Regions from separate parts of the Homo sapiens genome. Here region 1 is linked to region 2. A link is an interaction called in ENCODE POLR2A ChIA-PET data of the cell type or tissue named here. Cell type or tissue: B cell. All regions are shown on one strand. Each heading gives the region's core, and the rest is flanking DNA. Links, peaks and the distances in the headings are about the cores only.

What was found. Peaks named below come from ENCODE experiments on the same cell type or tissue, not always from the same donor. Only the 100,000 strongest peaks of a DNase experiment are listed, where the experiment ranks them.
Region 1: POLR2A ChIA-PET joins it to region 2 with 5 read pairs; 3 of 35 experiments call an interaction of 5 or more read pairs at or near these places.

What each region holds. Positions count from the first base shown.
Region 1 is chr1:160,393,428-160,408,713 of GRCh38, forward strand. VANGL2 (VANGL planar cell polarity protein 2) reads left to right here and starts at 7,137. Exons shown (of 8, transcript NM_020335.3): 1 at 7,137-7,442. It overlaps LOC105371466 (a long non-coding RNA gene), which reads right to left and starts at 14,817. Exons shown (of 4, transcript XR_007066686.1): 1 at 14,576-14,817; 2 at 14,377-14,461; 3 at 12,745-12,898. In B cell, for the core only: no CTCF peak of the experiment used is centred there; DNase peaks (open chromatin) are centred at 7,004, 7,354 and 7,974; H3K4me3 peaks cover 1,329 bases; H3K27ac peaks cover 381 bases; H3K27me3 peaks cover 1,318 bases.
Region 2 is chr1:160,443,842-160,459,127 of GRCh38, forward strand. No RefSeq gene overlaps it. Among named protein-coding and RNA genes, the nearest start is that of VANGL2, 51 kb to the left of the region's middle. RefSeq lists an enhancer at 9,552-9,601. In B cell, for the core only: no CTCF peak of the experiment used is centred there; a DNase peak (open chromatin) is centred at 9,769; H3K4me3 peaks cover 1,543 bases; H3K27ac peaks cover 1,222 bases.

The DNA.
Region 1 (15,286 bases), core at 3,609-11,608, 52 kb before region 2:
GAGGGTTTCACCATGTTGGCCAGGCTGATCTTGAACTCCTGACCTCAACTGATCTGCCCTCCTTGGCCTCCTAGAGTGCTGGGATTACAGGCATGAGCCACTACGCCTGGCCTTTAATTGGAGTATTTAGACCATTTATATTTAATGTGATTACTGATATAGCCTGGTTTAACTTTTGGTCTTGTTATTTGTTATCTATCTGTACCATCTATCCTTTGTTTCTTCTTGCCTCTTTTTCTCAGGAACATAAATAACTGAAATTCAAAATAGTGAATATGGCCGAGCATGGTGGTTCATACCTGTAATACTAATACTTGGGGAGGCCAAGGCAGGTGGATCAGTTGAGGTCAGGAGTTGGAGGCCAGCCTGGGCAACATGGCGAAACCCTGTCTCTCCAAAAAATACAAAAGTTAGCTGGGCATGGTGGCAGGTCCCAACTACTCGGGAGACTGAGGTGGGATGATCAGCTGAGCCTGGGGAGGTTGAGGCTGCAGTGAGCCAAGATCATGCCACTGCCCTCCAGCCTGGGCAACACCGCAAGACCCTGTCTCAAAAAAAAAAAAAAAAAAAAAGACAAAATAGTGAATATGGTGGGAGAGATTCAGAGAAAGATTTGGGACTTTATAGAAGAGAGATATTAAGTCAAATCGATGATGTCAGGAATGACTTACTCAAGAAAATATTCAAATTGAACCTTGAAATATTTTGCATATGAGTGATGGTGTAAGGAAGGTGCTCCATATAGAGGCAATAGGATGAACAATGGGATTGGAGGCAGTAAAGCATGTGTTTGGGCTAGGGAATAATAGATTGTTCAGATAGCCTGAGAAAGAGTGGCAGGAGAGATGTGGAAAGTGCTTATGTTATTAACAGCTTCCTATGGATGTCCCTACCGTGATAGTCCACAGATACCTGAGATACCTGTCAAATCCCACATATGATCTACCCTTTAAACCTGCTCTCTCAATAGCCCCTAATTTTATGTATGGCATGACCAGCTTCTTTAATATACATACCAGAAGCCTCTGAGTCATTTTAAATGCCTCTTTGTTCCTCAACCCTATTCATCCCACCTGCAGGTCATCTCTTCCAAATTTCAGCTTTTTTTTTTTTTTTTTTTTGAGATGGAGTTTCGCTCTTGTTGCCCAGGCTGGAGTGCAATGGCATGATCTTGGCTCACTGCAACCTCTGCCTCCCAGGTTCAAGCAATTCTCCTGCCTCAGCCTCCCAAGTAGCTAGGATTATAGGCATGTACCACCATGCCCAGCTAATTTCGTATTTTTAGTAAAGACGGAGTTTCACCATGTTGGCCAGGTGGTCTCGAACACCTGACCTCGTGATCACCCGCCTCAGCCTCCCAAAGTATTGGGATTACAGGCCTGAGCCACGGTGCCCGGCAATGAGCTTTCTTTTCTATCCTTATCTATCCCCACAGCCTTGGAGCCAGGCTCAACTCCCCTCCACCACCCTGCCCCCAAACTATTTAATTAGCCTTCTTACTGGTTTTGCTACTTCTAGATTTTTCTCTCTTTAAACCAATGCCACACATACCCCCCAGCATGCCCTGAGAATGGATGTGAATTCTGTGTGTGTACATGTGTACATTGTTCTGGTGAGCGCTTGTAGCTTTCATCAAAGTCTCAAAAGTCCACAAAAGGCTAGGAGTCACTACCATGATCTTTATTTCAGATGAAACCGTGCTCAGTAAATGTGGTGCAGTTGACAGACTGCTGAACAGTAAGTCAGGAGACCCGGGTTTTAGTTCTGGGGCTGCCACTAATTAGCCGTATGACTTTGGGCAATGAGGCACTTACTTTGTACCTGTTTCCTCATCTGTAAAATTCAGAAAGTCTCTTCCAACCTCAAAATGCTATTATTGAGAAATTACCATACAATTATTATTAAGAAATTGCCATACAATGTCATAAATGCTAAAACAAAGGTATGCAGAGCTTTGAGAGCACAAAGGAGGTTCTCCGGGTGTGGGGTCATCTAGCTTTGCTTGGGAAAATTGGTAAAGAGTTGCAGAGGAGGCCACAGTTCAGTCTTGAAGGATCAACAAAACTTTCCAGGCAGAAAGAAGGAGGAAGGCATTTTAGGCAAAGGAAACTTTGTGAGAAGGCAGAGAAGTAATAGAGCCTCAAATTGGCAGAACAATGAGTAGATGCGTATAGTTTGGATGTACGTGTGTTGAAAGTTTGGGCTTTAAATGCACAGGGAGCACTAGGAGATAAGCCTGGAGAAGGCGAATGAGTTGGGGCCTGAAGTTTCTTATGTATGGTGCCAAAAAGTTTTGACTTTATCTTGTAGACAGTGGGAAGCCATGGATTGTTTTAGGTAAGAGAGTGACAGGCTGATTTCCCTTTCATAAAAATCACATTGGCAACATGGGAGGAAGACGGATTGGAAGGGAATGAGACATGTTTGGAAATGATAAAGGTCTGAATAAGCCAAGGGGATAGAGGTGGAAGGAAGATAATGTTGTTCCTTTTAAACCTATTACATTTAAGATACCCAAGGAATATCCAAGTTAAAATGTATGGTAGGAAGTTGAAAATTTGAGTCTTATGCTCACAAGATAGACCTGGATTTAGCAGCACTCATAAGTGAGTACTGACTGAAGCCACAGGAGTGAATGACATTGCTTTGGAAAAGCATGTGGAGTGGGGAGTAAGGGGGCCAAAGGCTGAATTCTGGGAAATAATAGTATTTGAAGTCAGGAGTAGAAAACACATTGGAAGGATGGCTGGGGTGCAAGGAGCTGAGGAGTGAAGGGAGGAAGAGAGATAGTAAAGAATCTATCCATTTTTTTTTTTTTTTTTTTTTTTTGAGATGGAGTTTCACTCTTGTTGCCCAGGCTGGCGTGCAATGGCACGAACTCGGCTCACCGCAACCTCCTCCTCCTGGGTTCAAGCGATTCTCCTGCCTCAGCCTCCCGAGTAGCTGGGATTACAAGCACCTGCCACCATGACCGGCTAATTTTGTATTTTCAGTAGAGACGGGGTTTCTCCATGTTGGTCAGGCTGGTCTCTAATTCTCGACCTCAGGTGATCCACCCGCCTCAGCCTCCCAAAGTGCTGGGATTACAGGTGTGAGCCACCAGGCCTGGCCTAAGAATCTACTCTTTTAAGAAGGTTGGATGAGAAAGAAATAAAAGCGAAGGCTAAAGCAAGAGGAGGCTGCTGAGTGGAGGAAGGTATTTCATTTTATTATGTCTGCTGGGCAAAGATCAGTGAAGAGGCCGAAGTTGGTTACAGGAGAGATTGTGAATAATGGATGGAGGTGGGAAAGGACAGGATATAACGCACACCTGCAGGGCCTAGTCCCAGCCAAGGGAGCTGGAGAGTGTCTATTCTTCCCAAGAAGGAGGAAGGAAATCAGAAAGTTTCATTCAGTGGTTCTCACATTAAAATCACTGAGGTATCTTAAAAAAAATGCCAATAGCTGGGTCACACCTCAGAAGTTTCTGGTTTAATTAGTCTGGGATGGTCCTGGGCATTGATGTGTTTTCAAAGCTTCCCAGGTGATTAAAATCTGCAGTCAAAGTTCACAACCACTGGTTTAATTGCAGGTAACATTTTAGATTAATGATAATGGGATTGGATTTGAGGAAACTCACACTTAATAAAGGTTGGATGAATAGGGAGTGGTCAAGGTTTCATAGATGAGGAAGGGAGAAAGAGAAGGAAGCTAGAAGGGAAGGCAGCTAATGCTAACTTATTGAATTTTATGTGCCAGAGATATAGAAATGAATGAGGCATGGTCCTTCTTCTTAGAGATCAGGATCTCACATGACAGACACTTCACCACAAGCCTATGACATAATACAGTTCTTGACCAGTTAAGTTTTTTTGTGTGTGAGCTACTTTTATTCTTTTTTTTTTTTTTTTTTAACTAAAAGTGAAGGGGGAAACCCCTCACACCCAGAACCCAGGTATTTCCCAATATAGACTGGGTCTGGAAATCCTTTTGTGAGCATTGAGAGTAGCCTTTCTGGGAAGGTGGGTGCTGGGGAAAGATCTGTAACTATTCCGGGAGATCAACTTGTACCCAGGCTCATCAGCAGGGCTGGAAGTAGATGGTGATTGTGGCCCTGCATGTGGGTACATTACTGCAGTCACCTGTACCTGGGAGGTGGCTAAAATTGCTAATTGCTTACATGGAAACACTTTGATGGCCATTCTGCTATAGTGTGAAGCTTCTATGAGTAAGGTACCAAGGATTCCCTTTCTCTGAGCAGCATTGTAAAAAGGCCCTACTTTTCATCAGAGCAGAAAACCTAACTTTTGCTACTGTGGTCTGGGCCTGACCTCCAGGGACAGCTTCATCCACACAGGAAGTAGGTAGGTGCTTCTCTATAGTCTGGACCTTCCCTCAGAGAGAGTCTACTGTCACTTCTTGAGTTCCTTGAATCTTCCCCAGGAGGGTCCAACTCCCAGGGCTCCTGGGAAGCCTCTGATCTGACCCCACCAGCCCCACCTCCACCTAGTGAGCTGGTGAGGTGTTGAAAGGGCTTTAATGGAGGGCCCTGGCTTTTAGCTAGGGGCCTCCTTCCCCGAGGAAGAGTACTGAAAGAAGTGTCCTAGAGAAGTGTTCTCTCCTAAGAGAAGTATCCTAGGCACAGAACAGAGAGGGGAAACTCGACTGGGAATTGACTGTGGCACTATGAGTATATGGAGGGTGTTCCTTCTGTTACCTCATTAGACCCTTTTTATATAAGCAGAAATTGAGGCTTGAAGAAATTAAGAAATTCGACTATGTCCTCAAGGACAGGAGCTGTACAAAATCCAATCTGTTCCATTCTATTGTCCCTCAGGCTCTTGGCCTCCCTCTGTTATTGTAGGTTGGCCCCTTTAGGAAAATCTCAGTTGAATGTCATTTCAGTGCTCTCCTTCCTTCTAAAGAATTAAGCTAGGTCCCTTAGACCATAGGGCACATGGGCCTTCTAGCTGGGTCTCTGTTTGCTTACTCAGTGACTTGGGGACGTGTGAAATCCAGATGGGATTCTATCCTGAGGTGAAGGTAGAAGGTAATACAGAGAATTGCTGAATGGGACAGACCACACCAATAAAATTTTTTGTTGGACTCTGTAATCCAGTGTTTTCATTGCAGAGATGTAATTGAAAGCCCCCAACCTCACCGTCAGAGAAAGGAGGGACTAAGCTTATTCTAGCCTGATGCCTGATACCTGTTAATTGGGAAGCCTTGTCTGTTAACATCCTGACTTAGGTTTCAAGCTTTCAGTGGGGCCAGACTATGGAATTATCTGTAATTCTGGCATCAGAAGCCCTTTTTCCAGTTCTTTGGGCCATTTTGGGGTCTGTGAAACAGGCTAGCAGCATGTGAAGATAATTCACACTAAATCTGCCTGAGAGTCAAGACAGTGCCACGGCAGCCCCGACTCTGTGTCAAATTACACACTAGCTGCCTAGCACTGGGGTGTGCTTTGGGGCAGGGCTGGGGACACCCATGTCCTCCCTACTTCCCTTAACCCTTCCCCAGCTCTCCTGCCACTCCCTCATACACCTGGTCGTGGTCACTGCCAGGAGCCCCAGTGCGGCCCAGTGCCTGCACATGATAGGCACAAGGTGAATGAGTGCCTGGACGCATGCAGGGACTTGGGTACCTGAAATGATGATTCTGCATATTTCATGTAGTCTTGATGCTGAGTCACCTGCTTACCCATACTACTGGAGGAGGGGATGAGGAAAGACAGAGTTTGGGCAAAGGAGAAAGGAAGTGTGTTTTACTGTTCTGCATCTTTGAACAATGCAGCATAGTTGGTTCTGTCCTCATCTTTGGACAGGTTAGAATGAACCATCAAAAGGGGTGAGATTAGGTCTCAGGAAATAGTTTTCATCAGGGAGGAGCAAAAATTCCCAAACAAGTGAGGAACAGAGGCTGGGAGTCTCTTTCTCTGGGATTCCTTAATCACAGGGTTGTTCAAGCAGGTGCCAGGATTGGAAACTGAAGGAGGCTGAGATATTGAAAAGGCCTTGGCCTGCTTAGGGAGAAGTATGTGAAGATGCTTTTGAAATGATACTACTCTAAGTGGCGGGTTGCACGGCAATAACATTAATGATAATTGAATACTGCTTTCACTTACTCCAAGGGGAACATGGACTTCCCACAGCCCAGGCTTTTACGGTGTGGGTTCACTCTTGTAGGGTCACATGTAAAAGAACCCTAACTGGTTTCTTGGCATACTGGGAGGCACAAATGCCCCAAACGTGTAGGATATTTTGTGAGATCCTACAATCCCTGTGTGGCACCTTCAACTCTAAAGTATCTGAAACTCCTGGGATGGACAATCTGCCTGCTTGGGGTTGGGGACCCAACTGGCCAAGGCATTTTTCCTCTTGGAGGTTTCCTGGGAGAAGGCCCCCTCTCCTCTGCCATTCAAACTCCCAGGCGCCCGCGTCTTTTCCTCCTCCCCTTCTTCCCTAAGGCAGGGTTCCCTTTGTAATTAATCCCAACACTCAAACCAGAGGGGAGGAAAAATGTGTTAATGAGGGAGCGTCCCAGACTGACTGGGGCGGTCGCTGCTCGCAGCTAGAACTCCAAGTAATTAAATTATTTTTGGAAGGAGGGGATATGGTGGTGATGGTGTCAGGGAAATCCCCGTATGCATGGGAAGAGGCGTGCGCCTCTCGCCACTAATTAAAATCAGGGATGACCCTCCCTTCTCGGACCCCTAGGGGGAAAAAAAAAATCAATCTTCCCACGTCCCAGATTCCATTGGATTTTGTGTAGTCGGGTCCGTGGCCCTAAAGAGAATATGGCCAGCCCCAGGGATCTGGGGGCTCCTTCTCCGACAGGAGGGGTCCAGGAAGACAGCCCCAGGAGGGACTGCGGGCTGGGCCAAGTCCAAGAATCGAGGCATTCCCCTGCCCACCGTTCGGGACCCGAGTGTCAGCCCCACCGCGGATTCCCAGGATCGGGGAGGGCCGCTGGGCATCTGAAGGCGCAGGGCTGGGGGAGCGGCGACTCCGGGAAGAGCGGGGCCGCAGACAATGGACGCGGCGGTAGGAGGGGCGGCGGCTGTGGGAACAGCCGGGAGGCGGCACCCGGGAGCTCGCGCTCCCCCGCCCCCTGCACCCCCCACCCTCATCCCCTCCCCCTCCGCCCCCTCCCCCCTGCGCCGCCGGCTCCCGATCTGATTCCTGATCCTTGATTCCTTGATCCTTGGTCCCGCCATGGGAGCCTGAGCGCCCCCTATTCCCCCCTGGCCCCCAGCCCCCGGGGCCTTGAGGGGGAAGAGGCAGCGGTCTGGGACGGAGCAGGGGGTGACCAGACTCAAGAACCCCCCCCTCAACATCCCCCATCGCGCGCGCTGCCTGTCCAGGAGCGCCGAGTTCGGAGCGACCCGGAGCGCTGCGGATACAAAGGCGACGGGCCGAGCGGGGCGCCCGCGGAGCCCACCCGGCAGTTCGCAGCGGCGGGTGAGTGCCGGGCCGCGGGGGCGCGGGCAAAGTTTGAAAAAAAAAGAAGAAAGAAAGAGAGAGAAAAAAAGAAATGGAAAAGGAGGAAAATCATGCAAGGGGCCAGGGGGTGCCCGACCCCAGAGCGAGCGGGGTGGCTTATGGGGGAAGGGGGGCTGGACTCCGGGCAACCCCCTTCCGGTCCGCTTCCCCACTGCACAGCGGAGTACCCCCCCCAACTTTGGGGAGGGGAAGGGGCTCGTGGGGAGGGGGCGGAGCCCAGGCCTGGAGAGCCGGGGACTTTCCTGGGCCCGGGCGGGGGCCTTAATGATCCCAGGGGAGCCGGTTGAAGCCGGAGACGGGGAGCTTGTGTTGGAGGTGGGGGGAGAGGCGTGGAAGGATCGGAGTCTGGAGGTATTGGAAGCCAAGGGTGTTTTGGGGTGCATACACCCCTCAGGAGCGTGGGGAGGGACGGAGGCAGGTATGCGTTAAGGGTGTAGAGTGGAGTCAGGGGGGCGGGTTGGGCAGAGTAGATAGGGTGTATGTACAGACCGAGGATGGGGCTGGAGGCGGTAGACTGTGTATAGGGGCCGAGGGGACAGGCGCTGGCATCCCTCTCCCCACTCATATTTACCCATCTGGGGGACTGTGGGCTCTGCGTTAGTGAGTTTTGAAGGGTTGGTGGAGGATCCGTGTGCATGATTCTTTGTTTTGGTGTGTGTGCACGCCTTGACGTGCTGCATGTTCCTGCAGGTGGGCCCCTGGTTTGGATGTGTAGGTGTTTTTCTGTGCTTGAGTGTGTGTGCACCCAGGGAGCGGCTGACCATGCATCTGCTGTGTGTTTGGATATGTGTTTATATGTATACTTAGGGGAGGGCGTGTATGTCTATGTGTGTGTACTGGGAGAGGGGTTCACGGGAAAGAGGTGTGTAGGTACTGAGGAAGGTGGGTGTGTAAGAGCAGAATGGAGTGTATGTGGATAGGTGTGTGTGCACCTGTGTACTGGGAAGGGGTGTGAATCTGTGTTCTCTTGTGTGTAACCTGTGTTGATGGGTATCAATGTGTGTGCCTGCCTTAGCTGGTATGTATGTTTCTGAGTGTGTGTCGGGGGTACCTCTAGACTCTGCAGGCAGATTTTCCTGGCAAAAATCCCGAAAAGAAGGCTGTCTGCAGGATTTTGAGACTTCGTGGATGGCCTCGCCTGGGTTTAGGGGTAGTACCTTAAGTATCTGAGACCTATGGGTGGGAGGGAATGAGTTGTCTTATGAAGTGCCTGTTTTTGGGGGATGGGTTTTTCTGGAAGAGGGCGTGTGTTGTGGGGAATAGGGAACAAGGGGTCTGGTTGTAGTCCTAGAGGAATTTGGAAGATTGGCGGGGTCAGGGAGAAGAATAAGAGGAACTTCCTCCCCCATCGTCATAGGCTGGGTTCCAGCGCTTGGAGAAGCTACACTCTTGGATTCCCAGCCTTAGGTAAAAGCTTCAGGCCACAGTTCTCTTGGAAAGCCGTCTCAGAGTTTGCTGCTTCATAGCCTTCTAACTCTGCCCTGACTCTAAGATCCTAAAGTTCCTGAGGAGTCTTGAGATTTTGGTGTGGGATGGAAACAAGAGGAGGAAGCATGTCTGGAGGGTTGAGACCTGGTGGGGAACAGCTTGGGTTCCCTGCCCATGGGGTTGAGAAGGTGGCATAGGGTGTTTCTTCAGCAGCTTTTGCAAGTGAGTCTGTGTGGTTTATCAGACCAAAAAGTTTCCCTTTTCCCTGGTGTCAAGCATGATTGAGATGGAGCTGTGGGTGTGGGGCCAGGGCTGAGTGTCTGTGTGTCGGGAAAGGGCCAGGTACCCATTGCAGGCTATACTGCTATACTCATCATCATGATAGTGTGGTGGGAAGTCAGTGACTATCCAGGAAGTGAATGTCTCTTTCCACCAAGAAGCCACAGCTCCCTTCTCTCCCTGTCCTCTCTCATCCTTTCTCTTTTGGGGTATAGGAAAGGGGTTGCTCACCTCCTTCTTTAGGATACTAGCCTTCCCCCATTGCACACTCTTTTTGCTGCCAGTGGCTGGGTTGAGGCACCCAGTTTTAAGAGCTGAGGTGAGATTGTACATACCCATTATGGTCTCTGGGCAATTGCAATTGGAATGTTAGAGTCTCTAATGGGCATGTGCAATTGGAATGTTCCCTCTTTAGTCCTCAGGGCTCCCTACCCTCCCTAAGGCCTGGAGATAAGAGTAGTAGGGGTTAGAAAATGTTTGAACGAGGAACGGGGAACGGGGCAGAGTAGGAAAAGACCTTTAAAAGACCTTTTTTTTTTTTTAATGGATCATTCCCCCAAACCCAACACCTGTCTGATAGTTAGGGCTCCCAGGGCTAGTAAGGCACTTGCATCTAAGATGGTGTGCCCTGGCCCTCTGGGGTCCCTTGTTTGCTCTGTATACGCTGATCACATGCATGATATATTATGCTGGTGGGGGCTCTCTTCCAAAGAGGAGGAATTGTGGTCAGATAATAGGAAATGCCATTTCTGAAAGTACTTCCAGATTGGGAGTCAGTGGCCACGTTGGCCCCTCCTCACCCATTGTCTTGCTCCTGACTTCTATTTCCTCTAATTCTTCCGGGGCAGGCCTCTCTGGTGTGTTTGCCTCTCCTCCTGATCCTTTTAGATCTGAGGAAATATCCCCCCTTCCCTGGCCCTAGAGCAGGACAGTTTTTTATCTGCTCATCTGGTTTCCAGGTCCTTCCAGTTAATGGGGAGGGAACTTGACTAACAGAAGCTTTGGCAGGGAAAAGGAAGAGATCTGATCCCCTCTGAGTTTTAGGGAACTCCAGTCTTCTCCTTCCCTCAAGTGTTCATCACATTGTGAGGCCAGAGAAAGGAGTCAGAGTTGGTTGGAATTAGTACTTAACAGTGGTGTGATCTGGGCAAGTAATAAACCCCATTCCCCAGCCTCTTAGGTGTCTTAAGGCACATCCTCCAAGCCTAGACTGAGCCCTTCCACAAGGAATCCCTGGTCCCCCACCAAGTGGCTTTCTTCCCTGGTTTGCTTTTAAATTCTGGCTTTGCCACTGTCTAATTCCGTGACATCAGACAAAACTGGTAACTTTTTGAAGCCTCACCTGTAAAATGGAATTAATAATAGGCCCTACTTCTTGGGGTTATGAGGATTAAATGAAATAATAGAGAAAGCACGTTGCACAGTTCCTGGCACATAGTAAATGTTAGCTGGATGGTTCGGATTCTGAGGGATAATCATCATTAAGGGAGAGAGGTCGGAGTCGGGATAGGAGAACTAGGCTTTGGTTCTGATCTTCCTTTGGCCGACCACATTAGGCACTCTCTCCTATCTGCCAGGCACAGTGTGAAGCACAGGGGATGGAGGGGCAAATAAGATGTTTTCCCAGGGGAGACATGTGAAAACATGTTGATTCACTGCAGCCCAGTGAGTGCTGTGTGGAGGTGTGTTCAGGAGGCCACTGGAGCATAGAGGAAGAGTGCTTGGCCCTGGGGTGAGGTGCCAGGGAAGGTTCCTGCAGGAGATGCCCTGTTAGCTGGATTTTAAAAAAATTAAGGTGAAATTCACATAATAGGAAATAAACCATTTTAAAGTGAACAGTGGCATTTAGTACATTCACAGTGCTGTGCAACAACCACCTCTGTCTAGTCCCCAAACATTTGCACCATCCCGAAACAAAACCCATACCCATTACACAATTGTCGCCATTTCCCCTTACCCCAGCCCCTGGCAACCACCAATTTGCATCCTGTCTCTATGGATGTACCTATTCTGGATATTTCATACAAATGGAATGATAGAATGCATGACCTTTTGAATCTGGCTTCCTTCGCTTAACATAATGTTTTCCAGGTTAATCCACACGGTAGCATGTAGCATGTATTAGTACTTCATTCCCTTTTATAGCTGAATATTATTCCCTTGTGTGGACAGACTTTACCTGGTTAAAGGATGAGTTAGGCCAACAGGAAGGGTCTTAGGATGGCACTCCTGGTGGAGGCTGAGCGTGAGCAAGAAGGCACACAGGGTATTTGGTAGTCCTGTACCTTGCAGTATGAAGTGGGGATTTGGCCTCAGTTTCTCTGTCTATAAAACAAAGTTAATCATCCCTTTCCTGCTTGTGCTATGGGCTTGGTAGAGTTGGAGGTATTAGGGGAGAAGAGAGGCTAGGGTATTATTGCCTCTTCTCAGGGTCTGGGCTGGGGATGGGACTTTTAAAACTTGCTCTTTCCTCCTCTTTCCTGGGCAGCTCACTCCTGTATGCATCAACCCTCATCCTTGTGGGGAGCCATCTCCCTGTTCACTTGACATCAGCTTCCCCTCTCTCTGAATTGACCTGAAATTTTCCCTTTTACCTTCCACAGGTGGGTAACCCTGTGCATGATGAGATTTTGGCAGCAGAGGTGAAGGAAAGGCCTGGGACTAAGTCCTACTCACATTCTACCCTACGGCGGCCCTCCCCTTCTTTATCCTGTCTCTTGGTGATGTGGCTTGGGCAGCCCTCTCTCACCTTCTCTGTTGTAGTCTGGATAGAACTGTGGTGGGCCAGGGAGAATGTTTGCATTCCTTGTCTCTACCCTGCTTGGTACAGAGTAGGAGGCAGAGGCCCTTTATGGTGGGGCCCTTTGGAAATGAGGTTTTGCTGTGCTTTGTCGGATGCCCCTGGCAAGATTGGTAATTATAGACATAACAGCTGGGAACTGGTTTGAGAGAAGCAGGCTTGGAATCAGCAGACCTGAGGATATCCTGGTAATCAGGGTGGGGCAGGGAGAGGGGAGAGTGGGATGAAGCTGGGGGCTGGGTAGGGTGGGAGGCTTGGGGCCTCCTTCCCCTGCCGCTCCACACACAGCTGGGCTTAGAGCCTAGAGGAGAGTGGGAGGTGATTGGAACCCAGGTCTGCTTTACTGTAAGTGAGGAAGGAGGAAGGAGAGGAGGAAAGGTGGGGGATCCAAGGGCCTCTGAAGAAAGAAGCAGAGAGGAGGAAGAGGCATGTTGGTTGCTCTCTCAGGCAGTACCTGGATGTGGTCTAATTTAGAACAGGGACAACCCTGCACCTAGAGGTGGTTCCATCTTATTTTGGGGTGTTTCTCCTTACAGTGAGGTTATGGGAGCAGGAAGTGGAGGGGATTCGCTGTGGACCCACTAAAGGAGAAAAGGTGGGAACTAACATTTTTTTAAGCATCTATTGTGTGCCAGAATCTGTAATATTCTGCATACATTATTTTGCTGAAAACTCTTAACCTTCTGAAGTAGGCACTATTATTGCCATTTTATAGATAAGGAAACTGAAGTTTGGAAAAGGGGAGCGACTCACCTGAGATTACATAGCTCGTAAAAGGCTGTGCCAGGTCTGACTTCAGTGCTCTTCCTTTTCCCAAAGTCTCTTCACCTTCCCCTACTGTCATTCCAGTTCGGTCTGATTGCTCATTATTGCCTTTAATCTTGCACTTGAGTAATTCCCCTGTTTTCTGAAAAGCAAACATGAGTCCAGTGTCAGCCTGAGGAGTAGAGAAGCCTACCCTTGAGGGTGGGAGTCAGAGAACGATCTCATCTCCAGGAGGAGCACCTTGGTGTCATAAGCCTGGGGCGGGGCCAGCATCTGGGCAGAAACCTCTCCTGGGGTGGGTCTCTTTCTCCTTGCTGGGCCATGATTTTGGATGGGGGTTGGGGTAAAGGAGTGACTGTAGGCTCCGGCCACCATGGCCCGTGGGGTCTTGTTTGTGAATGGGAGGAGCCTGGTCCTTATTGTCTGTAGGGTTTTCTCACAGCCCCTAACAATGTCCTTCAGACTCCTGTTTTCACCAGAGTGTTCTTGGCTCCCTCAGCCTGGTCAGAGAGAGAGGGTGTGTTTGTTTGTGGGTCTAGGGAGGGGGTTCTGGTTTTTTTTTTTTTGAAACCGTTTCGCTCGTTGACTAGGCTGGAGTGCAATGGCGCGATCTTGGCTCACTACAACCTCTGCCTCCCTGGTTCGAGTGATTCTCCTGCCTCAGCCTCCCGAATAGCTGGGATTACAGGCATGCACCACCATGCCTGGCTAATTTTGCATTTTTTGGAGAGGCGGGGTTTCACCATGTTGGTCAGGCTGGTCTGGAACTCCTGACCTCAGGTGATCTACCTGCCTCGGCCTCCCTAAGTGCTGGGATCACAGGCGTGAGCCACCACGCCCGGCCCAGGGGGTCTGGTTTTTTAGGGTAAGTAGGGTTTAGATAGGAACAGGTGCTGAGCCCGAAGTGTGAATGCAGTCACTTAAAAAACAACAGACTGTGAACAAAAACATGCATTTTGACACCTGCTTTACTTCAGGAATGGAGGTGGCAGATATAAGGGATGGGAGAGTTGAGAATTTTCAGCAAAGAGTGAGAATCTCAGGTAGGGGGGTGGTCGCGATGGTGGAGGCCGGCTGGTACTTGGGCCTTTCAGCTGGATCTGGTTTTCTAGATAAGAACTGGCCAAGTTGCCAGATCCAAGGCATTGGGCTGAGGCAACAGGAGGTTCTCAGGATGGGGATACCCAGCCCTGCCACCCTCATCCCCAGTCACACTGCATCTCACACCCTGAGGCCCACTCTACCACTTTCCTACAATCCAGCCTTTGCTGACAGTGCCCCCATATGTTCTTCCCTCACACTCCATCCTCACAGCTCAACTCTCCCCATCCACAGCAAGCCCGAGGTTGGCTAACTTCCCCTTCCCAACTAGCTGCTTTTCACATCTTTGCACCCCAGGGCAGGGGCTGGGTGAGCAGGCTTTGAAGGTCTTTTGGGGCCAGGGACAGTTGGGGCCTACCTCGAGCAGCAGGCTAGGAAGAGGGGGGCATTTGTTTTTGGAGTGTACAGGACACTCACTGACTTACGGGTCAGCACAACTCACCCACCTCCCATTGTCCACCCTCTCCCTGAAGACACCTCAAGCTGCCTGCTTTCCTTCTTGGTTCTTCCACAGCTCACCTGGTGGGCAGGTACGGGCCAGTTCTCTGCCTAGGCCAAGGGAGGAAGCAGCTCAAAGCCTGGTGGTGGAAATTGTGGGGCCTGCCTGTTGGTAAAAATTAAATGGAGAATCCAGAAGCCCTGGTTGCCTTCCCACCAGCTTAGTGTCCCGTCTTCCCGCCGGCCCCCACCTGGGACAGATGCCAGGGGCATTACTCACCTTTTCTCCTGCAGCCTTTCCACCCCCAGTGTTCTCTTCAAGACGGACTAGGAATGGGTCTGGGGAAGGCTAGGGAATGGGGTGCTATGGGACATGAATGTGCACACGTGTCTGCTTTTGTGTGCTGTGTTGGGGGGCAGGTACCTTCTGGGAGCTGGGATGGGGGTGGGGGTGCCAGAGAGACAGCGGAGCAGGTCTCTACAGAACCTGCCTAGCCAGGGTGGGTGGAGCTGGGTGGGGCAGGCAGGAGTGATTCCAGGTTTCAGAGGGGGAACAGAGTGTGGGTGTGTATGCGTATGGGTGGGTATTTTGGTGTGTTTGCGGATTTAGAGGTCCTCGGCCTCACCCCCAGCCTTAGACTGAGGGAAATTCAGGACGTAGGTGGAGAGGGGCTTGGCTCTGGCTTCCCCAACTGCTTTTGAGGTAGAATGCAAGCTCAGGTATCCTGGCCAGGAGCCCAGTCTGTGGGCCCTTCCCCTGCGGTGCACCCTGCACTGGGGTCTGCTGGTGAGAAGCTGCTCTGGAAGCCTAGATGCCTGGATGACACAAGCATGGCCAGGATCCCACCCCTCCTCTGCCACTCAGCCCAGTGAGGAGAAGGATCCTGCCCCCACCCTGGGGCTATGAGGATGGTGAGCTCATCTCTGGGGCTGTCCTGGGAGAATGCCTGGTTAACAGGGCGGGGGTGGGGCACCTGGTGCCAGCTCCTGG
Region 2 (15,286 bases), core at 4,904-12,903:
AGCATTGAGCTTTTTTTTTTTCATGTTTGTTAGCCATTTGTATGCCTTCTTTTGATAAATGTCTATTCGTGTCATTTGCCCACTTTTTATGGGATTATTTGTTTTTTTCTTGCTGATTTGTTTAAGTTCTTGTAGATTCCTTGTAGATATTAGGCCTTTGTTGGATGCATAGTTTGCAAATGTTTTCTCCCATTATGTAGGTTTACTCTGATGATTATTTCTTTTGCTAAGCAGAAGCTTTTTAGTTTAATTAGACGTCATTTATTTATTTTTGTTGCATTTGCTTTTGGGGTCTTTGTCATAAATTCTTTACCTAGGTCAATGTTGAGAAAAGTTTTTCCTAGGTTATCATCTAGATTTAGTCTTTGATCCATCTTGAGATAACTTTTGTATATGGTGAGAGATAGCGATGCAGTTTCATTCTTCTACATGTGGCAATCCAATTTTCCCAGCACCATTTATTGAATAGGGTGACCTTTCCCTAATTTATGTTTTTGTCTGCTTTGTCAAAGGTTAGTTGGTTGTAAGCATTTGGCTTTATTTCTGGGGTCTCTATTCTTTTCCACTGGTCTATGTATCTAATTTTATACTGTATGGTAATTTTTATTTATTAAAGTAGGTGCTGACTACACAGGTGTTTATTATTATCCTTTTCTTAACTGATTTGAAATTTTAAAAAACGTGATTCTGTGTAGTGCTGCTAACTTTGCTAGGAGATTTGAAAGTTATACTATTCAAATGTTCAAGCTAATTGAATATTTGAATAGCACTTAAATTTCCAAAGCATTTTTTGTTATTTAATTTAATCAACAATGCACATAATTTTTGATTATTGGTTGTAAAGAAATCTGCTGACTTGCTTGATAAAATAACAAGTTTGCCAATACAGATATTCCTCAACTTATAATGGGATTATGTCCCAATAAATCCATCATAAATTGAAAATATCTCAAGTCAAAAATGCACTGAACATTATAGTTTAGCCTAGCTAAAAGTGCTGAGAACACTTACATTAGCCTACAAATGGGCAAACTCATCTAACACAAAGCCTATTTTATAAAAAAGTGTTGATATCTCATGTAATTTGTTGACTACTGTACTGAAAGTGAAAACCAGAATGGTTATATGGATATTTAAAGTGCAGTTTCTACTGAATGTGTATTGCCTTTGCACCCTCAAAAAGTTAAAAAATATTAAGTTGTTAAGTCTGGCACTGTCTGTATAGTGAGACTTCACATGACCTATGTAGCGTGGCTCCAGGTAACAATTCTCCAACTTGTATCTTGGTTCCCCATTTGCCTTGTCCATGGGCATCTTCATTCTGGCCCAACAGCAGACTCATCATTACTTTCCACTTACTTTTCCATAGCATGGTTAAGACCTTCCCTTCAGGAAAAACTTTACTCTTACCCAAAGGGATGAAATTTTTCCTTGGAACCTCAATAGGCCTACTACATAAGAATTCAGTTTTACAAGCTCCACATAGGAGCAACACATCACAGACAGGAGGGCAGGAGGGGTTGTTGTTTTATCATTGTGGTCCCTCAACCACTGTAAGGTAATAAGTAGGCCAAAATAATAGGGTAGATGGCTATAGAGTCCCTGAAATAAACTGATGAAGAAAAGTGGTCATTAAGATTTGCCAGGTTTCCCATCACTTGCAACATGCCACTCCAAGCTCAGCAACTGGATATGTGTCAAGTGACTAATGGGATGATATCTCAATTTTAACTTCACTATCACTATCCCAGTCTGGAATAAGGTTTTGCTAGACAAGTAAGAACCTTCTTCATATGTTGCTATGTCTGTAGCTGAACCATAATCTTCACTCAATTTTAAACACTGGAGTTGGTGTTTGTGAGTAACAACGGAACTGGGCTAAGGTGAGTTTTGGCCAGTGAACTGAGCAGCTAGGGCCTTTTTCATGCAAGGTCTAGGATAGAGAATAATGCATACAGTATGTCCATACTGACCACTTTTGCAGGTGGTCTGTATAAGGTAATTCAACAGCAGCAGAACCATTGACAATTTCTTACCTTTGGGCTACACTTTCTGGAGTTCATTAGCATCACTACCTGATATAAATTAATAATTTCTAAATTATCTAAATAATTATCTATGACTAAACTAGTCACTGTAAATAGAGTCACTTCATGTCACTTCATGATTTAATATACTACATTGTATTTTAATGAACTGTATTCATTCATTCATATATATATATAAAATATACCTATGTAAACATCATCTTTAGAAGGGCATCCTCTGGGTAAAAGACAATGTAAATGAAGTGAGGGAAGAACAATGTGGTGTATTGTATTCAGTCTTAGTGTTTTTTGTTTTTTTAGAGATAGGGTCTTGCTCTGTCACTCAGACTGGGGTGTAGTGGCGTGGTACTGCAACCTTGAACTCCTAGGCTCAAGCGACACTCCCATCTCAACCTCCTGAGTAGCTGGGACTATAGGCGTGCACCATTTTACCCAGCTAATTTAAAAAGTTTTTTGGGGGCTAGGCACGGTGGCTCATGCCTGGAGAATAGCTTGAACTCAGGAGGCAGAGGCTGCAGTGAGCTGAGAATGTGCCACTGCGCTCCAGCCTGGGTGACGGAGCGAGACTCCATCTCAAAAAAAAAAAAATTTTTTTTTCTTTTGCAGAGATGGGGTCTCATTATGTTGCCCAGGCTGTCAGTCTCAGTATTTCTTTTCATTTTGATGTTTTATTAGTGTTTGGTTTCTTTTGAGTTTCTAGAATTGCATTGGGACTTACTGGGGGTTGTCAAGGTTTGTTTTTACACCAGTAAAGGATGAACCCAACAAGGTAATGGCCCAGAGATTAGATCCAGGCATCTGTGACATTATGGGCTGAGGGGATCTTAGGAAATTTTTGGAAGGGTGTAACTGAGTACTTTGCATTGAATTTTGGGAAGTCTGTTGCATTCTCTTAATTCACCCAACAGTACCAGCCAAACTATAATACAAAACTTGAGGTTCTTACCTGAAATATGAATGAGAGAACTATGCTATGCTTACATTTCTACATAACTTGCCTTCTTTCCACATGCCTATTTTTCGTTTTGTTTGGTTTTTAAACTAAACTGGTTGAAACTGAATCAGCACGGATTTTAAGCTTTCTTCTGGTCTCAGGTTTAAACTGAGTTTCCAGTCTTTGGTGCCTATTGCTAATGGGATGGTGGTGGGGTGTTTACGAGGGTGGGGCGGGGACCGTTGGCACAATCCATCCTGTTTCCACAGCAGATACCTCCCATTTCCTGTTTATTTTTTTAACGTTCTATATAGAAATAGTTTGTACAACTTCGAATAAAAAAAAAGAGTTTCAGGGTGGAAAAAACCAAGCCATCTGCAAGCCCTACTGAGGCAGAAATCCACCCTAGTCTGGGCAGCCTGTGGCTTTGTCTGAAAAGGGACCTTACACATTCAGAGCTTCTGTTCCTGGTATCCTCAAAGCCTTGGCTGACCTTGACTCCCTGGCACAACTGGCTCCCCTGGAAAGGTGGCTTGGGATTTGTGAGTTCAAGACTCTCAGTTTTGCACTAGGAGACTGGGGTTAGGAAGAGCATGCAGTTTAAATCTCTGTTCTGTTCACTAGACTTCATGAAAGCAGTGGTGGTTCTATCTTAACTCCTTTTGGCTGCTTTGCCTCCAATGTCTCCATGCTGATAATGTTGCTCTTGTGATGAATGATAACGGACTGATATGGACGTGTAAGAGAATAAGAATAGTGACAGTCATAGTGCTTGCATGGAATCTTCTGTTTTTTTCAAAGCATATTCACATAATTCTTCATTTGCACCTTTCTGAAACCATCTGAAGAAATGTGACAGAAGAGAATGGGACCCAGTAACAAAACTAACATTGATAAATTATTTATGAAGTGCCAGGCATTAAGCTAAGCTATATACAGTATTGACAACACTTTATTTATGTACATACATATTTACATACATTTCATAATAACTGTGTAATATAGGTACTGTTATCTACCTCTACTTTACACAAGATGAAATCGCTGACAAAAAATTGATTAATTGGGCCAAGGAGACATAGCTTATAAGTGTTGGGCTGGGATTCAAACGTGGTCTGCCATCTGCAGAGTCCAGTGTTTAACCACTAACAAGTGGAATCTAGGGTAAAGGGCACCTGTGTGGTATTATAACTCAGGTTAGAATCCAATTCGTTACCTTAGAACCTGGGTTTCCTGACTTTTATCCAGTGATTGTTTCTTGCTTTTTTCATTCTTTTATTGTGAAATATGTCATACACAGACTATATTGGATGAACACACACATTCAGTTTTTGTTGAACCATGCATGTGAAATTGTCAATATTTGCTCAGATTTGGCACGTAACAATAGCAACTTCATGATTTAATATACCATATTGTATTTTAATGAACTATATTAATTCATTCATATGCATATATATATATATACACACACACACACATATATATATATATATATTTTTTTTTTTTTTTTTGAGAAGGAGTCTTGCTCTGTCACCCAGGCTGGAGTGCAGTATGTGATCTCAGCTCACTGCAACCTCCATCTCCTGGGTTAAAGCGATTCTTGTGCCTCTGCCTCCCGAGTAGCTGGAATTACAGGCATGCGCTGCCATGTCTGGCTAATTTTTGTATTTTTAGTAGAGAGAGGGTTTCACCATGTTGGCCAGGCTGGTCTCAAACTCCTGACCTTAAGTGATCCACCCGCCTTGGCCTCCCAAAGTGCTGGGATTACAGGCATGAGCCACCATGCCCAGCCAATTCATTCATATTTAATGAACCTATTTAATGAACTACTATATCCTGGTTTAATGAACTAGTTTAAAGTTAAGCAAACCCTAATATAAGCAGCACACAGTTTAAAGAGTAGAGCATTGCCCTCTATGTGCCCCTCCTCCTCCTCCTTGCCCTCTGTAGATAATACTATGCTGACTTTTGTGATAATCATTTCTTTTCTTTGTAGTTTAACAACTGTGTTGGCATCCTTACAGAATATAGTTAGTTTTGCTTGTTTATGTCTTTATATAAATGGGTTATACTGCAAGTGTTCTTTTTCAAGTTGCTTTTTTCATTCAATATTAGGTTTATGAGATTTTCCAGACTGATGCATGCATTTATAGTTTTAATTAATTAATTGATTTTTATTTCAATAGCTTTGGGGGTACCAGTGCTTTTTAGTTACATGGATGAATTGTAGAGTGGTGAAGTCTGGGCTTTCAGTGTATCCATCACCCAAATTAGTGTACATTGTACCCAATAGATAATTTTTCATCCCTTATTCTCATCCCAACTTCCCCCTTTGTGAGTCTCCAATGTCCATTACACCACTCTCTTAGATTTCCAATCCATGAGCATGAGATGTTTGTTTGTGTCATCTATGATTTCTTTCAGCAGTGTTTTGTGGTTCTCCTTGTTGGTTAAGTATATTCCTAGGTATTTTTTTTTGCTAGCTATTGTAAATAGGATTGAGCTCCTGATATGATTCTCAGCTTGGTTGTGTTGGTGTATAGCAGTGTTATTGACTTGTATACATTAATTTTTGTAACCTTAAGATTTGATGAATTCATTTATCAGATCTAGAGATATTTTAAACAACTAAACTAGATCTACACTTGGATCCAGCAATTCCGCTACTGGGTGTCTACCCAGTAGGAAGGAAAATAAGTCATATTAATAAAGACACTTACACATGTATGTTTATTGCAACACAATTCATGATTGCAAAGATAAGGAATCAACCCAAGTGCCCATCAACCAATGAGTGGATAAAGAAAATGGTGTATATACATGCCACGGAATACTACTCAGCCATAAAAAAGAATGAAGTAATGTATTTTGAAAAAACTTGGATGGAATTGGAGGCCACTATCCTAAGCGAGGTAACTCAGGAACAGAAAACCAAATACTGCATGTTCTCACTTTTAAGTGGGAGCTAAGCTGTGGGTATGCATTTATAGGGTTTTTTTTGTTTGTTTTTTTGTTTTTGTTTTTTTTTTTGAGATGGAGTCTTGCTTTATTGCCAGGCTGGAGTGCAGTGGCACTATCTCGGCTCACTGCAACCTCTGCCTTCAAATGATTCTCCTGCCTCAGCCTCCCAAGTAGCTGGGACTACAGGCACATGCCACCACGCCCAGCTAATTTTCGTATTTTTAGTAGACACGAGGTTTCACCATATTGGCCAGGATGGTCTTGATCTCTTGACCTCGTGATCCGCCTACCTTGGCCTCCTAAAGTGCTAGGATTACAGGTGTGAACGACTGCGCCTGGCCTATAGTTTTTATTGTTGTTGTATGATATTCCGTTCTGTGAATAAATCACAGTGTACTTATTCATTCTACTGTTGAAGAGCATTTTGGTTGTTTCTGGGTTTTAGCTAATTAGCACAACACTCCCGTGAACATTCCTACATGTGTCTCCCGGTGCAGATGGCAGAAATCCCTCCAAGTCTAGTGTACATATTTATGGGTAGATTTACTGAGTGGAAGACAAAGCTAAACCATTTACACTAAATGACTCTGCACCCAGCAGGTACCAAGTTTCCATTGCTCCACATCCTCTCTTACACTTGGCGTTATTAATTTTAATGTGTTTGTCATCTAGGGGTGTGTAGTGATCCTTCGCTGTGATTTTAATGTACATTTCCTGGATTATTAAAGAGGGTGAACAATTTTACGTATCTTCAGTGATCATTTGGATTTCCTCTTTGCCCTTTGGGAAATGCTGTTCATGTGTCTCCCTCTCTCTCTCTCTCTGTGTGTGTGTGTGTGTGTGTGTGTGTGTGTGTTCACAGGAATTCATTACATGTTTCTGGATATTAGTCCTTTGTCAGTTACATATACTGTAAATATCTGCTCCCAGTTGTGGCTTGGTTTTTACTTTCTTTATGGTTTCTTTAAGTAAAAGGATTTTTAAAAATTTAATGTATGTGTATGATTAGTGCTTTTTATGTCTTGTTTAAGAAATCCTTTTTTATGCCAAGATCATGAAGATATTCTCCTATATTGCCTTTTAAAATCTTTGTATTTTTGTCTCTTACATTGAGGTCTTTCATACTCTTAGAATTGAGTTTTGTGTATGGCGTCAGGTAGTGGGAGGAGGTCTAGTTGTTCCAGTGTGATTTATTTTTAAAAATCCATTGTTTTCCTACTGATACGCATTGCTATCTTTGTTATGTATCAGTTTTCCGTGGCTTTTTCCAGTGGGGTAATCACTGTCCCCTGTTCACTTTTGAGAACAATTGATGATTAACTTTATGTACTTGTTCTCTCCTCCGTTTATTTTTTCTATGTGGTTATTTTACAGATGTAGTATCATGAAAACACTACAGTGTAATCAGTATTATCTCTTAACTTCCTTGATTTAACTCTAGTCAGACTACCCATTCATGCCTTGTAAGTCCCCTTGGATGCTGTGTCCCCATCGGTGGCCTCGTCCCAAGTCATGCAAATCAGAGCTGCGTGTTTGGTAACTGTTATGAATAGTTGACTCTCAGGCTTTGATACCTGGGGAGAAGAAGGAGAAAATTCAAGTCACTAAGCAAATAATTTGGGCAGTGAACTAAAGGAGTAGTACCTGCAGAAGTTGCATACTAAGCTGGAAGCAAGAGGTTCTCCATCCTTTCTTTAGCTATTTTTTGTGTGATCCTGTTCTCAGTTTTCTTATTTGTTGGGCTACATGAGCTACACTATCTCTTTCACTTCTAAAATTCAAATGAGACTCTGTCACCATCTTTCTGTGTGACTATATGTATCTAAATATCTTTTTGGTTTTCCTTTCCATAGCTCCAGTTTCTCTTACAGAGACTATTTAGAGTGAGTACTAAGTAAATATTTGATTTCTTCCTGCTTTGGGTAGAACAGCGCTGATGTATCTAAGGAGGAAATGGAAAAGAGGACTCTTAGTTGATGAGAGTTGATGAGAAGTTTATGAGAAAGGGCGAAGAGCCACCCAGTCTGCCCCTGGGGTCACTTTGAAGCTTAAAACAATACGTCTTCTTTGAACCTGTTTCCTCCACTAGCAAATGAGGATATCAATAGCTACCTCACTTTATAAACTTGTTGGGAAGATCACATCAGATATTATACCTGTAAATAATAAAGTATCTTTTAAATGGAAACAACTGTATAGGCATTCACTAGGCATCCACTCTGCCACATCTTATTTGCATAGCTTCTTAAGGTTTCAAAGACCTTTCACACACATCTCACTTGACTCTTACAACCTACCTACTAAGGAGGCAAAAATGACAAGGAATAGTTGTGTTTGTCCAGGGGCACACAATCAGAATTTTAGAACAGATATTACCAGCTGTCTCGTTTACCTTTCCTAATCCTCATTGTACAAATTAAAAAGCTCAGGTTCAGAGAAGTTAGAAGACTTGGCCAGGATCACACACAAGTACACTATCAGGGAACATGCCTTCTTGCATCTACTCCAGTATTCCTCCCATGATACCATGTTGTCTCTAAAGAAGTTCTGGACTGTGAAATGCTTGAGGACTGGGATCATAAATCCAGCCTTGGTAATTTTGTTTCCAGATTGTAATTTTCCAGGCACCTAGCATATTTGCTATCCTTGCATTTCTTTCTTTCTTTCTTTCTTTTTTTTTTTGAGACAGAGTCTCGCTCTGTCGCCTAGGCTGGAGTGCAGTGGCCCGATCTCAGCTCACTGCAACCTCCGCCTCCCGGGTTCAAGCGATTCTCCTGCTTTGGCCTCCTGAGTAGCTGGGATTACGGGGGCATACCACCACACCCGGCTAATTTTTGTATTTTTAGTAGAGACGGGTTTTCACCATGTTGGCCAGGCTGGTCTCAAACTCCTGACCTCAGGTGATCCACCCGCCTCGGCCTCCCAAAGTGCTGGGATGACAGGCATTAGCCACCGCGTCCGGCCTGTCCTTGCATTTCTTGGTGGTTTACAGGATTATGACTTCTCCTTCTGTCTTTTCACTCACCCAATGTAATACACAAGGATCAATCATGCAAGTTATTATCAACTTAGTAAAAAGTGAGTAAATTTGCTGAATAAGATATGTTTTTTTGAGACAGCATCTCACTCTATCGCCCAGGGTGGAGTGCAGTGGTGTGATCTTGGCTGACTGCAACCTCTGCCTCCCAGGTTCAAGCGATTCTCATGCCTCAGCCTCCCGAGTAGCTGGGACTACAGGCATGCGCCACCATGCCTGGCTAATTTTTGTGTTTTTAGTAGAAATGGGGTTTCACCATGTTGGCCAGGCTGGTCTCGAACTCCTGACCTCAAGTTATCCACCCACCTCGGCCTCCCAAAGTGCTGGGATTACAGGCGTAAGCCACCATGCCGGGCCAGAATAAGATATTATATACCAAAATGTAAATAATCTTAGTTTTAGTGATTTTGGTCTACTTTACCGATAGGGCCTCTTGACACGGTTGATATCAAAGTGCTGCCTTGAACGGTTTTATGCGGTCCCTTGGACTTTCCCATTGATGTCTCCTAACTTTTTACTCTGTTGCTCTTTGTCCTTTACCCAGAACATGCTCCATAGCCATCCACCAGTGCCAGCCCATCTTTGAATGCTGTACTCAATTCCCTTGGCCTTTGCTTCTGCTTTAAAGCTGGCAGGCTTCTTTTACTTATATCAGCTTTCTGTTTGAACCTCAAATGCTCAAAAATAATTCCTTTTAAACATTTCCTGCCACCTTTCTTGGATACTAATGTAGTTCTCAGAGTGTATGGGGGATTACTCATATAAAGCCTCAGTGCTTCAAAGTGAGGAATAACTGTGTAATAAATAGATCTGGCCGAGGATGAAATGAGTGTTAAACAAGACAGTCGCTGATATCACCGGACGTTGTCTAGCTAGGCTGGGTAACTACCCATCAGACGTGTTACAGAGGCATTTAAACAGGTGATGGGAGTTTAAGGTGGCCTTAAGAGCTTTCCGACACTAAAAATGTCGTGATTCTGTGTTAGCAAATTTACTAGCAGATTGACTGCTCTTCTACTTTTATGAGTCTCCTAAACTGAAAATGGGCATGAGGGATCTTTTTGGGATGGTGAAATGTTCTAATATTAGACTGTGGTGATGGTTGTCCAACTGGATACATTTACTAAATATCGTTGAACTGAATACTTCACACCAATGATTTCATGGTATGGGAATTATGCCTCAATAAATCTGTTTTTAGAAAGTCTCTTAAGACTATAACTGCCATATTTTGAAAACAATGTATTTATTTTAAAACATACATTATATAGGTTTAAAGTGTATGCTAATAATTTATACACTTTTAAGAGGCTAGATATTCAAATAAGAAGTTAAATTTAATACCTGGAAAATTATCTAGAATATATTAAAATGATGCACACTTAAACATGGATGTAAATCACTACCAAAGCTGTTGCCCTATTTTAAAAAATTATTTAGTTAGTTTTAAATTTACATACAGTAAAACTTATTCTTTGTGGTATATAGTTTCATGGATTTTTGCAAATGCATATAGTCCTGTGACCACCCTCACAATCAAGATGCAGAACAGTTTCATCACCCTCAAAAATTCCCTTGTGCTACCAATTTGTAGTCATCCTCTCTCCCCACCTGCAACTCTGGCAACCACTGATGACTTCTCCGTCATTATAGTTTTGCCTTTTCAATGACATTATACAATATATACAGTTTGAAGAGAGATTTTCAAACTTAAAATTTATTCATTTTAATAGTTGAATTATGAAAATAATGGTTATTTTGGGGTTGGAGGGATTTCCCTGCTGGTAACTAGTCAGATGAAGAAGAGTGAGGTAGACGGAGGCAGTATAAGACTAGCCTGAATTCAGTCACACTTGTAGAATCACAGGTGGTTAGACTTGGAAGGGTTTTTGGAGTCATTTAGCTAACATCCCAATATGAAGAAACTGAGGTCCAGAGGGAAGAATGAGTCTCAAACTTGCGCAACTGTGTGGAGCTGGCCTAGCCCTCAATTTCCCAATAGTCAACTTCAGTATGCTTTCAACTACTATACGCCCTGATTCGTACTATCAGTTTTGCCTGACTCTGAGTTCTAGCACAAATTCTTCCCCTTTGAAATTCCTCTGCCACATCCCTGATTGCTGATGATCAAAACAATACTTGATATTTATCACTAGCACTGGAAAAAAGGACAATTTCTGAACTATCATCTCATTAAGTTATGATTCCTGACTCTTTGCATCATGAAACCATAACTCATTCACGACTCTTAACTCATCATTACTGGATGGGTGTTCATTCTGTTATAGGCAAAATGCCCAAGAGAAAATATACAATCCAGAATTAAGTCATTTTGAAAGGCAAGAACTGGAAAGACCATTAGAAATAACTTGAGGTGGTTTTTAGGCATCCTTAGGCATCTCCAAAGTTCCCACTGGGAGCACCTCAGGAGAGGGGTAAGGAAAAGGCTCAGTGGTAGCTGTGCCACCTCCTCTGATAAAACCATTTGTGATCACTTTCATTCTTCCTGAAAGGCTTCCTGTAACATTTCTTACAGCGCTGATATGCTTGTGGTGAATTCTTTCAGCTTCTGTATGTCTACAAAAGTCTTTATTTTACCTTTTTTTTTAAGGTTATTTTCACTGAGTATAGGATTTTATGTTGACAGGTGTGTGTGTGTGTGTGTGTGTTTCCCTCCTTGCTTTTAAGATGTTGCTCCAGTGTCTTCTGGCTTGCATTGAGAAGTCTCTTTTTTTTTTTTTTTCCCCCAAGACTGAGTTTCGCTCTTGTCGCCCAGGCTGGAGTGCAATGGCCTGATCTCAGCTCACTGCAACCTCCCCCTCCCAGGCTCAAGTGATTCTCCAGCCTAATCCTCCCTAGTAGCTGACATTACAAGTGCCCCCCACCATGCCCGGCTAATTTTTGTATTTTTAGTAGAGATGGAGTTTCGCCATGTTGGCCAGGCTGGCCTTGAACTCCTGACCTCAGGTGATCCACCCACCTTGGCCTTCCAAAGTGCTGGGATTACAGGCGTGAGCCACCGCGCCCAGCCAAGAAGTCTGCTTTCATTTTTACCTTTCTTCCTTTGTACATATTGTGTCTTTTTTCTCTGTCTGCTTTTAAATTTTTGTTTTTATTAATGGTTTTAAGTAATTTGATTATGATGTTCCTTGGCATACTTCTCTTAAATTTCTTATGATTGGGATTTAGTGAGCTTCTTGGTTATAAGAATTTATAGTTTCACCAAATTTGGAATATTCGGTGACTATTTCAATTTTTTCCTCCCTTCCTTCTACTTAAAAAATTAAAAGATATTTTAAATTGAAGCAGCCATGAAAGTACATGTCAGGCCTTTTATTTTGGGCAGTTGATTGGTGACTCCAGCAGCTGTTCTCTGACTCTACCTTGTATTTCCACTGAAGCCAGACTTTTAATGGGCTGCTCCTAACCAATGATTAAATGTGGTACAAATGTGAATGCAGACCTTTTTCTGCAAGATGCAGACTCTTCTGATGGGTGACTTTGACTTGAGGACTCCCCATCAGCCTGGCTGACACTTTTATTTTTTTGAGTCAGAGTCTCACTCTGTCACCCATGCTGGAGTGCAGTGGCATGATCAGGACTCACTGCAACCTTGACGTTCCAGGCTGAAGCGATCCTCCCACCTCAGCACTGCCAGCCCCCACTCACCCTGCTGCACCGCCCCTTGAGTAGCTGGCACTATAGGCATGTGCCACCATGCCCTGCTATTTTTTTTGAATTTTAGTAGAGATGAGGTCTCACTGTGTAACCCAGGCTGGTCTGGAACTCCTGAGCTCAAGTGATCCTTCTGTCTTGGCCTCCCAAAGTGCTGTGATTACTTACAGGCGTGAGCCACTGCACCTGGCCTGAAACTATCTTAGAACAGTGCAGAAGTCTGAGACTATTCTTACTTAATCCTTCTTCCTTTCCTCTCTTTTTCCCAGGGTTCGCATCTACATGGTCTAAGGAGTTTCCCTATCATCTCCATCTCTATCTTCTTTTTCCTTCACAGCCATCTCCCCCAATAAATCTTTGGCATCTGCTTCCTGGAGGATCTGAGCTAACACGTTTATTATTACCATTATTTTATTTTTATTTCCCATCAGTATAAGATTTCACTTAAATAAAAGGTGGCTCACACCTGTAATCCAGCACTTTGGGAGGCCGAGGCGGGTGGATCACCAGAGGTCAGGAGTTTGAGACCAGCCTGGCCAACATGGTGAAACTCCATCTCTACAAAAAAATACAAAAATTAGCCAGGTGTGGTGGCACGCGCCTGTAATCTCAGCTACTCGGGAGGCTGAGGCAGGAGAATTGCTGGAACCCAGGAGGTAGAGGTTGTGATGAGCTGAGATCACACCATTGCACTCCAGCCTGGGCTGATAACAGCAAGACTCTGTCTCAAAATAATAATAATAATAAATAAAATAAAATAAAAAGAAAAGATTCCATATCTAAAAGTGTTTGAGAACTGGTGATCTATTTTTTACCATGTTATAGTTGAGGGACTGAAGCTTGGAGATCTCTTTTGGATACTAAGTTTCCAAACTGAAATCAACCTAAATTATGACAATAGTCAAGTCATAAAGGCTTGTTCTTTTTTTCTGGGGTCTTGAGGCCCTGGACCAAAATTCGGCACCAATGTCCTAATCATGACATTACTACTAACTTCTTTATAGTACATGACAAGCTACTTACCTTCTCTAATCTTATTAAAGGGCTTGGGTTAGCTTATCTATACAGACTTTTTAACTCTAAAATGTAACTTTATAGGTGAGAAAACTTAAATAATTTACCTGACCAACTATCCAAAAACTTGTTAGAGAAAGACTGTATGGATTGGATTTTTTTCTCTAATAGCCAATACAATGCTCAAGACTTTTTCTTGTATTGAACTGTCTTTGGGAAAATATCCTGATAAACCACTCATGGCAAAAGATGTGGCCATGGACTTCAGGAACCAATAGAGTTTTTAAAAAATGGCTGAATTGTTCTGCATAAGCAGAGGAAGGAAGGAATTTGGTTTTGATCCTAGGAGGAAACAGGAAAGGGAAGGAGGAAGGAGCAAAGCCTTAAGAGGGTATAAAACCAGAGAGGTACATGGAGTGAAAATCCCTGGGGATAGAATGGAAAAAGGGGCTTTTAAGGTTAGAGATACCCAACGTTTAATTGGAAACTTTTTGCTGTATTATTGAGGTTTCTGGTGTTTGAAAGTAACATAAACCCAGTTCCAAGAAGCTTATACAAAAAAGGGATCTTAGTGGCTCACAACATTTGGAAAGATTCCAGGATTGTTTGCTGCATCCAAGGAAGAATTATAGAAACTAAAGCGGCAGACACCGTACAGAAACTTGAATTAACGCTGCCAAATCTCTTTCTCTCCCTCACTCCATCCTTTCCTTTCCTATCTTTCTCATCTCTGCTTAACTCTGTTTCCCTTTCCATGTTGACCTCACATTTTCCTATGACAGAAAGGACTTTGCCATGTGAAAGAGACAGAAAGGAGACATGGTTGCAGCCAGACTCAGCTCAGCAACCATAGAGAGCTTTTTTCTCTAAGTATCCATATAACAATTCCAAGGATGTGTTATAATTGTCCCGGCTTGGATTACATGTCCATCCCTTGTCAATGCCAGGGAAATAGAGCACCATGATTATCCCACACAGGTCATGTACCTCTGTTTTTGCCTGGGGCTAAGGGTCTTTAATGAGAAGAAAGGAGGTGGAAATTCTTGATGGGAAGATAAAATGATAGTTGCCACTTTGTGTTGCTTCAGTGTAAACCAATGCCTCTTTCAAAAACATTCAGTATAACCAGAATGTTCCATCCATGCAGCAGCCTTGTGTACATCGGGCTGTTTAGGTGAAAATTATGGCAAGGATGCTGGGCCTTGCCTAGGTTTAAGGTGGTAACAAATAAGGAAACACCCACAAGGGGTCAAATGACCTGTAATCTGAACTAATTCAACTGAATCAGGAATTTGGAGCCAGAGGTGACCATGGGAGCCATGTCAGGAAAGGATGTGGAATAGAGGCTTAAGTGCAGCTTATATGCCTTTGTGACCAGGAATGGAGCAGATGTACAATTGCTGGCTAGTTTTCCCATGGGGTATATTTTAGGTTCTTCAAAGATTCCTTTGCTGGGAACTTTTAACTGTAATTCCTGTGAGGTAGGTGGTGCTTCTTATGTGACTGGCTGGTTTTCACTTCAACTTCCGGGACTGAGCTTCCCAGAGTTGGTTATGGTTATCACTCTATAATGAGCTTTCAAACAGACTCCTGGCCAACTCTGACTTGGAAAGT